Linked DNA regions of Homo sapiens: region 1 is linked to region 2. Evidence: chromatin loops called from intact Hi-C (ENCODE). Cell type or tissue: CD4-positive, alpha-beta T cell. All regions are shown on one strand. Links, peaks and the distances in the headings refer to the core of each region. The heading gives the core; the rest is flanking DNA.

The links. Hi-C counts contacts between places; a loop is a spot of excess contacts. Peaks named below come from ENCODE experiments on the same cell type or tissue, not always from the same donor. Only the 100,000 strongest peaks of a DNase experiment are listed, where the experiment ranks them.
Region 1: it touches region 2 in a loop (6-fold over the local background); 81 of 110 quality-filtered maps call a loop at or near these places.

Annotation. Positions count from the first base shown.
Region 1 is chr6:131,692,044-131,697,436 of GRCh38, reverse strand. It overlaps ENPP3 (ectonucleotide pyrophosphatase/phosphodiesterase 3), which reads right to left. Exons shown (of 25, transcript NM_005021.5): 15 at 3,813-3,940. Among named protein-coding and RNA genes, the nearest start is that of OR2A4, 6.7 kb to the left of the region's middle. In CD4-positive, alpha-beta T cell, for the core only: no CTCF peak of the experiment used is centred there; a DNase peak (open chromatin) is centred at 2,406.
Region 2 is chr6:131,907,168-131,912,560 of GRCh38, reverse strand. All of the region lies in intron 2 of CCN2-AS1 (CCN2 antisense RNA 1), which reads right to left. Among named protein-coding and RNA genes, the nearest start is that of CCN2-AS1, 7.9 kb to the right of the region's middle. RefSeq lists a silencer at 2,298-2,592 and enhancers at 4,629-5,155, 5,156-5,393. In CD4-positive, alpha-beta T cell, for the core only: CTCF peaks have their summits at 2,196 and 2,398 (motif pointing right); a DNase peak (open chromatin) is centred at 2,420.

The DNA of each region.
Region 1 (5,393 bases), core at 266-5,265, 220 kb after region 2:
TTCCCGCCCCCACCCTGGAAAAACTGTCTTCTATGAAACCGGTCCCTGGTGCCAAAAGGGTTGGGGACCACTGCGCTAGACCATCCTCGTCCATGTAGCATCTTGAAGGACCTCTCCAAAAGCAAATATCCCTATATTCACCTCAAGCCACCTGTATCTACCAACAGCCTACTTTCTTCAAGATCAAAGTCACACTCCTTAGTCATTTCAGACAAGGTCCTTTGTACACATGATGGCTTCATACACTCAGTGCTCCAGCAATGCAGAACTACTTGCAACTGCAGGAATCTAGTTCTTCCATCTGGAAACCTGCCTCCTTCTCTTTACCCTTCCTTGCCCTAGAGCTACTGCTGGCTTTAAAAAGGTGCTCAGGCCGGCACGGTGGCTCACGCCTGTAATCCCGGCACTGGGAGACCAAGGAGGGCGGATCATGAGGTCAGGAGATTGAGACCATCCTGGCTAACATGGTGAAACCTCGTCTCTACTAGAAATACAAAAAATTAGCTGGGTGTGGTGGTGGGTGCCTGTAGTCCCAGCTACTCAGGAGGCTGAGGCAGGAGAATGGCATGAACCTGGGAGGCGGAGCTTGCAATGAGCCGAGATCGCGCCACTGCACTCCAGCCTGGGCGACAGAGCGAGACTCCATTTCAAAAAAAAAAAAAAAAAAGGTGCTCTGGGTAGATCATTGAGAGAAAAAAAGGTGCCTTTGAAGGACGCGGCCTGGCAGTGTTCAAGGCTTGGCAAGCAGATGGCACTTTTGGCAAAAACAACAACAACAACAACCACAAAAAACGAATCCCCTTCCTCCTGCCAATGCAGCCCCTGTTAAGGCTTGGTGAGCTGAGCAAAGATTCCATTTCCACTCCCACTCACCTTGTTGGCAGGATGCCACTGTACAACCGACAGACTGCACAGGGCAGACCTGCTGTATGGCAACACGTATCCTATCCCATCATAAGTCTTCCAAACCCCGATCAGCAACCACCCCTACCAGGAAGCATTCTCTGATGCTCCTTGACATTCACACCTGGGTCTGTAATTTTTGCTTCCTTGAGCCTTGTACGTGGTTCTAGTGCAATAGTTATCCCATCTGATTATAGCTGTTATCTTCCTACCTGGGCAAAGATCCTTTGGTCAGGTACTTTGTTGGTTATCTCTAGTTCTTAAAAAGGTGCCTGAAATTTATTTGTCAGTTGCTGATCCAAAATTAAAAGCTAACATTCATGTTCTTTTAAAAAAGCACTTAATACTTCTACTATATCAAAACATCAGGTTTCCCCAAATTAGTAAGATCTAACACATTTTAGGTAAAATAAAGATGATGATGATGAAAATGGATTATACAAACTGTTGAAATTTGCTTTAATTGTACAAAGGGGACCTAACCTAATTATCAAATGATGCACATTATTACTAAAAATGATGTACTTTCACTAGAAAATAAGTAGCTGGAGGCTTGTGTTTTAAGAGTTGGAGAGAGTGAACCCAGGATTTAATCAGATTAGATTCTCTTTTTTTTTTGAGACAGAGTCTTGCTCTGTTGCCCAGGCTGGAGTGCAGTGGTGCGATCTTGGCTCACTGCAACCTCCGCCTCCCAGGTTCAAGCAATTATCTTGCCTCAGCCTCCCGAGTAGCTGGGATTACAGGTACACGCCACCATGCCTGGCCAATTTTTGTATTTTTTTAGTAGAGATGGGGTTTCACCATGTTGGCCAGGCTGATCTCAAACTCCTAACCTTGTGATCTGCCCGCCTCAGCCTCCCAAAGAGCTGGGATTACAGGCGTGAGCCACCGTGCCTGGCCCAGATTAGATTCTTCACTTGCTCTCTTGTTAAGGCTGTATTCAAAATTTCCTTTGATGTAAGTTAGTTTACTTTGTATGTTAATGGCAAGAAAATAATAAAACTAGGCTAATCTTGTGTTACAGATGAGAAAAATTAGACTCTAAGATATTAATTTTTCCAAGTTCCCACAACCTAGCTATGTGGGGAGCCTGGCCATGAACTCTTGGGTTGCAGTTCTTTTAACATTTCAGTGCTGGTTTTTAAAAGAATAAACAGCTCACCATTTGAGATTGAGTATTAATACATGATACCCAGAGGTATTTGGGTGGGCGAGCTCTCACTTTACAGCTCTTTCTCCTTCTGTACCAGTGACCTAACTTGTTTGGTGTTAGACTTTTAACAGTAAATATCTGGAGAATGTACCCCAACTTGGACATATATTTATTTATATATTACATACCTAAATTACTAACAGTTGTATGTACTTAATATTAGTAGAGCTTAATTTTGTTCACATATTTAAGGAAAATACTTTCTAGAGAATGTCCTGAGCCACAGTACAGCCACCCATCTACACAAAGGGCTAATAAACTTCGATCCCAAAGAGAGGGGTCAGCACCATCTAGTGAACCAGTGTGAAACTGCACTCTCAGGCCCAACAGGGGTTTCCAGGTTATCTTACAGAATAGGCTTAGCCAAATCCCCAGTTCCTGATCCTGAATGTTGGAGCCTAATTCCCTTGTCCCTTGTCCCTTGTGTTCTTTCATCTCCTTTTCCTTTCTTTTCCTTTCTTTCCTTTTTTTTTTTTTTTGATGGAATCAAATACTAATTTGATCTGTCGCCTAGGCTGGAGTGCAGTGGTGCGATCTTGGCTCACTGCAACCTCCGCCTCCCGGGTTCAAGCAATTCTCCTGCCTCAGCCTCTCCAGTAGCTTGGATTACAGGTGCTACCATGCCTGGCTAATTTTTGTATTTTTATTAATTTTTTGTATTTTTCTTCACGTTGGCCAGGCTGGTCTCGAACTCCTGGCCTCAAGTGACCTGCCCGCATTGGCCTCCCAAAGTGTCATCTCCTTTTTCTTTGTCAAACATATCTCTTAGCCACTGTATTGCCATTGTCATTCTATCCCCCTGGCATTACATTCATACATATTAAATAGGCTAGAAAAATGCCATAAAGTCCAGATACTTTTTACATCTACTTATGCATAAGGAAAAAAGTGCTGGTATGAAATACAAAAATAGGAATTATCAGCTATCACAAAGTGTATATTTATTTGTTTACTGGCTTATTTTCAGTTTTCTCCACTACAGTACATGAGAGCAGGAGACAGATCTGTATCTCAAATGCCTAGAACAGGGCCTGGTGCATACATGGCAAGCATAAAATAAAACGTTGAATCAATGGATTAATTGGTTATTTAAGATGGAGTGAGTCATAATGTCTAATAACAATCACTTGAAATGTAGAACTGCTAAATAGCATGCACAAAGTCAAAAGTGGTTTCTGTTTTCTCTAAGCACATTTAAATTTTGCAAATGTTTCAATAATCAACATAAATTACCATTATAAATAGTAATAAGAAATAAATGTTACAACTAATTCATTAGCTTGGTCTTACAGCCCTATATGTGCTCTTTTATAAAAACCACAAAGATGACAAAGGTCTTAAAGAGTTGTGTAATCAATCACTCATTATCAGGCTGAAAGACAGCTGATATCATCTGTCTGCTGCCTTAATGGACAGCATAGTGGGGGTAGGAAGGTGCTGGCACTTACAGTCCCTGGGCACACTCTTAGCCTTACTCCTCATTCTCATCTATATTGTTAAGATAAGGATGCTAAAATCAGCAATCTAATAACGATCACTTCAAATGCAGAACTGCTAAATAGCATACAAAAAGGCCAGAAAATGTCAATGCTCAGGAAAATTCACAGTGATGATAATAGCAGGGTAAGGTTAAGTAGACTTATAATGACAAATGGTTATTAAAGGCATTATGAGATAAGTAAACAGATACACGAACCTAACAGCCAGCCACTGTTGATCCACAAAGAGATGAACTTTGTCGATTCTGACGTTCTTGGCATAGTGCAGTCGCTTTGGCAAATCAGGAGTCAAATAGGGCTTGAAATGCTGATCAGGTTTTCGGCACTGAAAAGCAAGTAAATATTTCTTTATGATACATAAGATATGCAAATTAATTTTAAAAGTTCATCTTCTACATCAATTTATGAAGCACCTTTTAAAAGTAAGGGGATTTCAGCTTGGCTAATACAATAGGAATATTAAACCTATTATCAATGTAGTCAGATCCCCCTAGTTATTAGTTTTGCCGTTGCAATGATAATCAGGTTGCAATTAAAAATCTGATTTAACCCAGGAGGTGGAGGTTGCAGTGAGCCAAGATCACCCCATTGCACTCCAGCCTGGGCCATAGAGTGAGACTCTCTCAAAAAAATAAAAAATCTGATTTAAATTATGAGTTAATGTTTTCAGTTTTTATTCCTGGGGGTGTGTGTGTGTGTGTGTATATAACCATATATATAATATATAATATATAATATATAACCATATATAATATATAATATATAAACATATATATTATATATAACTATATATCATATATAACCATATATATTATATATAACTGTATCATATATAGTTGTATAATATATAACTATATATCATATATAGTGTATAATATATAACTATATATCATATATAGTGTATAATATATAACTATATATCATATATAGTGTATAATATATAACTATATATCATATATATCACATATCATATATATCATATCATATATACATATCATATCATATATCATATATCATATATAACTACATATTATATCATATATAACCATATATCATATATAACCATATATCATATATCATATATAATATAGCCATATAATATATACTATATATGGTTATATATTATATGTAATATATATAACCATATATTATATATATATTAAACCACTATGAATTACCCTCTTTTTTAACAGAAAATGGACAGACATCTAGATTTAGAGTGATAATGACAACTTTTGAGTCTAAATTACATATAAATATATATACCATATTAGTAGATATGAGTAAAAAAATTAAAAAGTAGTTTAATTGCACAAAAAAGTACTTTCCAACAGACTCAATTTATCTTTTAAATAACCTACATTTGCTTAGTTTTCCGATCAAGTCAATGGCTTTTGAAACCTATTATAGTCTCCCTATTTGTAAAACAATCATGGTTTCCTTACAAATTGGAGTAAAATTTTGTTTCTTTAACAATTATGACTGTATGGCATATTTTAAAATTGTAGAAATGCAAATCACATTGGTATCTATTTATGTAAAAGAAAAATGAGGTAATGAGAAATAGAACTACAAAGGAACTTTCCCTCATGACCATTTTGAGAAACAAGAAGAAAAACCATAAACAAAGGAAACGAAATTTTTCCTATTTCCTCATTTTCTCATTTATTTTAAACCACAATATATCATATATATTAACAAGTGTGTGTCACTATTATCTCAGGGTCAATTTAGATAAGAAAAATAAGAGAAACTATGAAGCACATAATTTACACAAA
Region 2 (5,393 bases), core at 159-5,158:
AACTGAGTCTTAACAAAGGTCAAAAAGCATTGCAATGGAGGAAAGATAGCCTTTTCAATATACGGTCCTGCAGCTATTGTATATTCATAAGTAAAAATGTGAACCTTGACCTAAATCTCACACATTATATAAAAATTAACTCAAATTTTTGAATCATAGATTTTAAAGTAAAATGTAAACTATAAAACTTTAGAAGAAATCATAGACAAACATTTTCAGGACCTGGGGTTTGACGAAGAGTTCTTAGACATGACACCAAAAGCATGCTTCATAAAAGAAAAAAAAAATGATAAATTAAACTTCATCCAAATTAAAAGTGTTTGTCCTGCAGAAGACCCAGTAAAGATGTGAAAATACAAGCCGCAGACTAAGAGGAAATATTTGCAAACCACATATCTGATAAAGGAGTCATGTCTAGAATTCATAAACACTCTCAATCTGCAACAGTAAAAAGTTAAACTATTCACTTAGAAAATGGCAAAAGACGTGATGAAGTATTTCACCAGAAAGCATACATAAATGTCAAATAAGCACATGAAAACATATGCAACACCTAATCCAATTGTGAAATGCAAATTAGGATCACTATGAGCTATCACTGCATGCCTATTAAATCAAATCAATGAAAAATAATGACAATAATGAAAAATAATGCCTGTAAGAATATGGAAACACTAGATGTTTCACACATCGCGGGTGGTGATGTTAAGTGTTATGGCCACTCTGAAAAACTGTTTGGCAGTTTCTCAAAAAGAAATAAACATTCACTTACTAATCAACCTAGCAATCATCCTCCTGGACATTTAACTCAGAGAAATGCAACTTTAAGTCCATAAAAGAACCTGCATATAGTTGTTCATAGCAGTGTTATATGTAACAGATAAGAACTGGAAATAACTGAAAATGTCCTACAATAGGTGAGTGATTCAGCAAACTGTGTACCTCCAAACTAGAAATATAACTCGGCAGTAAAAAAGCAATAAACTATTGATACACAGCAACTTGGCTTGATTACAGGAAAGTGCACTAATTGGGGGGAATAAAGCCAATCTCAAAGGGTCACATACTGAATGATTTCATTTATATAACATTGAAGCTACAAGCTATTACAGGTTACAAGCTTAGTTTATTCTCTGCATTAGATTTGCATGATTTACTTCTCTGTGTCTCTTTATTAGATGTCATCTCCAGTGCCAATGTCATCCTTTAATAGATGAACAGTTGCCAGGGTTTAACGATGCTAGAGGGAGGAGGTTAGTAGTATTGTAAAGCGGTAGCCCTGGAAGATCCCTGTGGTAATGAAATAGTTATATATCTTGATTGAAGTGGTGCTTATCAAATCTAAACATATGGTAAAAGGACATAGAATTATGCACATGCTTTTTATCATTGTCAATCAACTCCTTGGTTTTGATGATGTAATCACTGGGGAAACCAGGTAAAGGATACACAGAACCTCTGTACTATCCATCTCTGCAATTTCCTGTGAATTTGTAATTATTTCAAAATGAAAGTCTTTTTTAAAAAAAAATCCAACTCACAAGAATAGAGAGAGGATGCGCTTTGACAATTAATATATTTGTGTGCTATGCATGATCGAATTACCTCTTCTTGGTAAATTCAAAGGGCAGGAAGTCCGGGCGTGGTGGTTCATGCCTGTAATCCCAGCTACTCAGGAGACTGAGGCAGGAGAATCGCTTGAACCCAGGAGCGGGAGGTTTGCAGTGACCCGACGTGCCACTGCACTCCAGCCTGGGCAACAGAGCGAGACTCAGTCTCAAAAAAAAAAAAAAAAAAGAAATAATTAATTTAAAAAAAAGACAGGAATCCAATATATTAATTATACTCCTGCTGAATCTCTTTACTGCTTTCTTTATGCCGTAATTCTTATACTGTAGTACACAGATGGTTTCTATTACACTTACAACTCTTTACTAAATTTGATTTAATGATTTACATGTCTATATCCCTCTATCAGATATCAAACCTGGGTCCACACCAATGTCATCTTTGAAATCCCAGTGTTTGGCACAACAATGCATATTAAGAGTTAAATACAGGTTGGTGAATGAATGAGCTATAGTCAAATAAGTTGTACATTCATTTTAAGAAGTGGAAGAATTGGATTTAATCATTCCACAATGTATACACATATCGAAACTTTACATTGTACACCATAAATATATACAATCTGTCATTTGTCAATTAAAATATTTAAAAGAAATAAATGGAAGAATGTAAAAGTGAATAACTTCAGATAATAGCTATGGGAGTTTGGTGTCTTTCTAGGAAATATTTTGATGAATGAAAGCACCTACATTTTAATGACAAGAGCATCTTACTGAGAACGTTCTCTCTCTAGCTGTCCTGGTTCCTTCCCCAAACTGAACAATTCCAAGACTTGCCAGCAGGGGGAGAGCAACTCTTTAGAGATGGCCTCTAACTATATGCTACTCTGCAGCTGTAGGAGTTTCCTATGTTCAATTTTATCTGATGTATAGAGTTAACAATGTTTCTAAAGTGACAACTGTATTTATTGTTGTTGTTTTTAGTATTGCTGTGAAACATAGTCATAACAAACTTGTAAATTCTCCATCTACAATCAGGATTTACCATTTATGCTGTCAACACGTCCTCTTCTTCCTCCTCATTAAAAAAAAAAAATTGTGGTTAACCACAATTTTTAAAAAACCCACATAACATAAAATTTACCATGTTAAACACTTGTAATTATGTGGTTTAGTGGTGTTAACACATTGTTGTGCAACAGATCCCTAGAAAACAGATCTCTTGTAAAAGTGAAAATCTACACCCATTAAACAACTCTCCATTCTCCCAGCTCCTCGTAAGCACCATTCCACTTTCCATTCTAGAAATTTGAGATCTTTGGATGCCTTATATAAGTGGAATCATACATTGTCTTTCTTGTGAATGGCTGATTTTACTTAGCATAATGTCCTCAAGGTTCATCTATGTTGTAGCATATGTGAGATCTTCCTTCTTTTTTAAGGCTGAATAATATTCCATAAATATCCCACATTTTATGTATTCATTTATCTGTCAATGGCCACTTGGGTTGTCTCCACCCCCTGGCTACTGTGAACAATGCTGTGAACATGGGTATGCATCTACTACGTCCTTTGAAGTATGGAATCAATATGCACACCCAAACGACTTTTGCCCCAATTCTTTTTTTTTTTTTTTTTGAGACAGTTTCACTCTTTTTGCCCAGGCTGGAGTGCAGTGGTGTGATCTTGTCTCACTGCAACCTCCTCCTCCCAAGTTCAAGCGATTCTCCTGCCTAAGCCTCCCAAGTAGTTGGGATTACAGGCATGTGCCACCACACCCGGCTAATTTTGTATTTTTAGTACAGATGGGGTTTCTCCATGTTGGTCAGGCTGGTCTCGAACTCCCAACCTCAGATGATCCACCCACCTCGGCCTCCCAAAGTGCTGGGATTACAGGCAAGAGCCACCATGCCCAGCCTCCAATTCTTTATTTTTTTGAGACAGGGTCTCACTCTGTTGCCCAAACTGGAGTACAGTGGTATGATCATGGCTCACTGCAGCCTCAAACTGCTGGGCTCAAGGGATCCTCCCACCTCAGCCTCCTGAGTAACTGGGACTACAGGTGCACACCACTATGTATGGCTAATTTGCTTTTGTATCTTTTGTAGACATGGAGTCTTGCTTTCGGGCTTAGGCTGTGTCTCAATTATTAACTTCACAAACAACTGATGGAAAGAGGTAAAACTGGACCTATTATTCTCTGAAATGTTAGATTTATGTCAATTGTATTTCACAAAGTGTAGACCACTAGCCTCAGAATTACCTAATGTGTATTTATAAGGAAGAGCTACAGACTGTCGTGAGAGTGATGGGCAGGATTCTACCTGTCAGTAGGGTTTACTGAGTTTTATAGACAGTAATGGTAGAGAACCACAGCCTCAAGCCAAGTTTCCCCAAGCAAACCATAATTAGGTTCATCCAATCAAAGGGAGAGAGGCCAAAGTGGGTTTAAAATGACACATTGTATTATAAGAATGAGCATAGCAGAAGAGTGGCTTATACTCCCTCTTAATTAGAGAAACATCTAAACCTCCTGAAATAAACAGGAGATTCTGAATGTGACAAGCAGAGCCAGAATTGTCTCTGAACTCTGCCCCCCAGCTTTTCAGAACCCTGATTTTTCTCACTAATTCCCTCAAATATGAGGAAAAGCAAATTGACTATATAGGTTTACCTATTCCTTTTCCTGACTACTTTGGGATGGAAATCAGTTGTCTTATTTAGCTAATGCTGCATAACAAATCATATGTCGATTTATTGGCTTTTCACAATTTCCTATTTTTCACGATTCTGTGGCTTGTCTGGGCTCATATAGGTTGTTTTTCTTATGGGCTTTTCTGGGGTCACTTGTGCCGCAGCAGTCATCTGGTAGCTCTATTGGGACTGGAGAGCATAAAATGGCCTTACTCTCTCATATGAGAACTTGGTGCTGGCTGTGAGCCTGGACCTCTCTACTGGATAGTCTCTCATCATTCAAGTAGTTTAACCTGAGCTTTTTTTCATAGTGGTAGGAGCTCCATTTTCGGAACCTAAAGCAGAAGCTGCAAACCTCCTAAGGATGCCTTATAAAATGCAAAATGTCACTTCTGCCACATTCTATTTGCCAAAGCTAGTCCCAAGGCTAGCCTACATTCAGAGGATGTGGAAACAGGCTCTGCCTGTTGATGGGGGAGCAGCAAAGTCACTTTGAAAAGGAGCATGCAGAATGGAAAGATAAAACAATCGCTACAGAAAATGGTAACATGATGGGAAAACTGGTGAAACAAGGAAAGGGAAAACAAGGACAGGTACAGTGGCATGCACCTGTAGTCCCAGCTACTTGGGAGGCTGAAGCAGGAGGATTACTTGAGCACAGGAAAAAAGTAATAGAAAACAGAGTTGACAGAGATGTGTTATCTCCTCGGTAGGTGATAAATAAATGGGCCAAAGTATAAGAGCACTCAACACAGGAATTATTTATACCTCAAATGAAGAGGAACTTCATATGAGACACAATTCCGGAAGAGGAAAACAGCTCAGATACCATGGAAAGTCTGAGGACAACCTCAATCCATCTTTTCTTCTACCCCTAACTTTCATGCACGTCCCTGTGAAGAGACCACCAAACAGGCTTTGTGTGAGCAATAAAGCTTTTAATCACCTGGGTGCAGGCAGGCTGAGTCCGAAAAGAGAGTCAGCGAAGGGAGATAAGGGTGGGGCCGTTTTATAGGATTTGGGTAGGTAAAGGAAAATTACAGTCAAAGGGGGGTTGTTCTCTGGCGGGCAGGAGTGGGGGTCGCAAGGTGCTCAGTGGGGGTGCTTTTTGAGCCAGGATGAGCCAGGAAA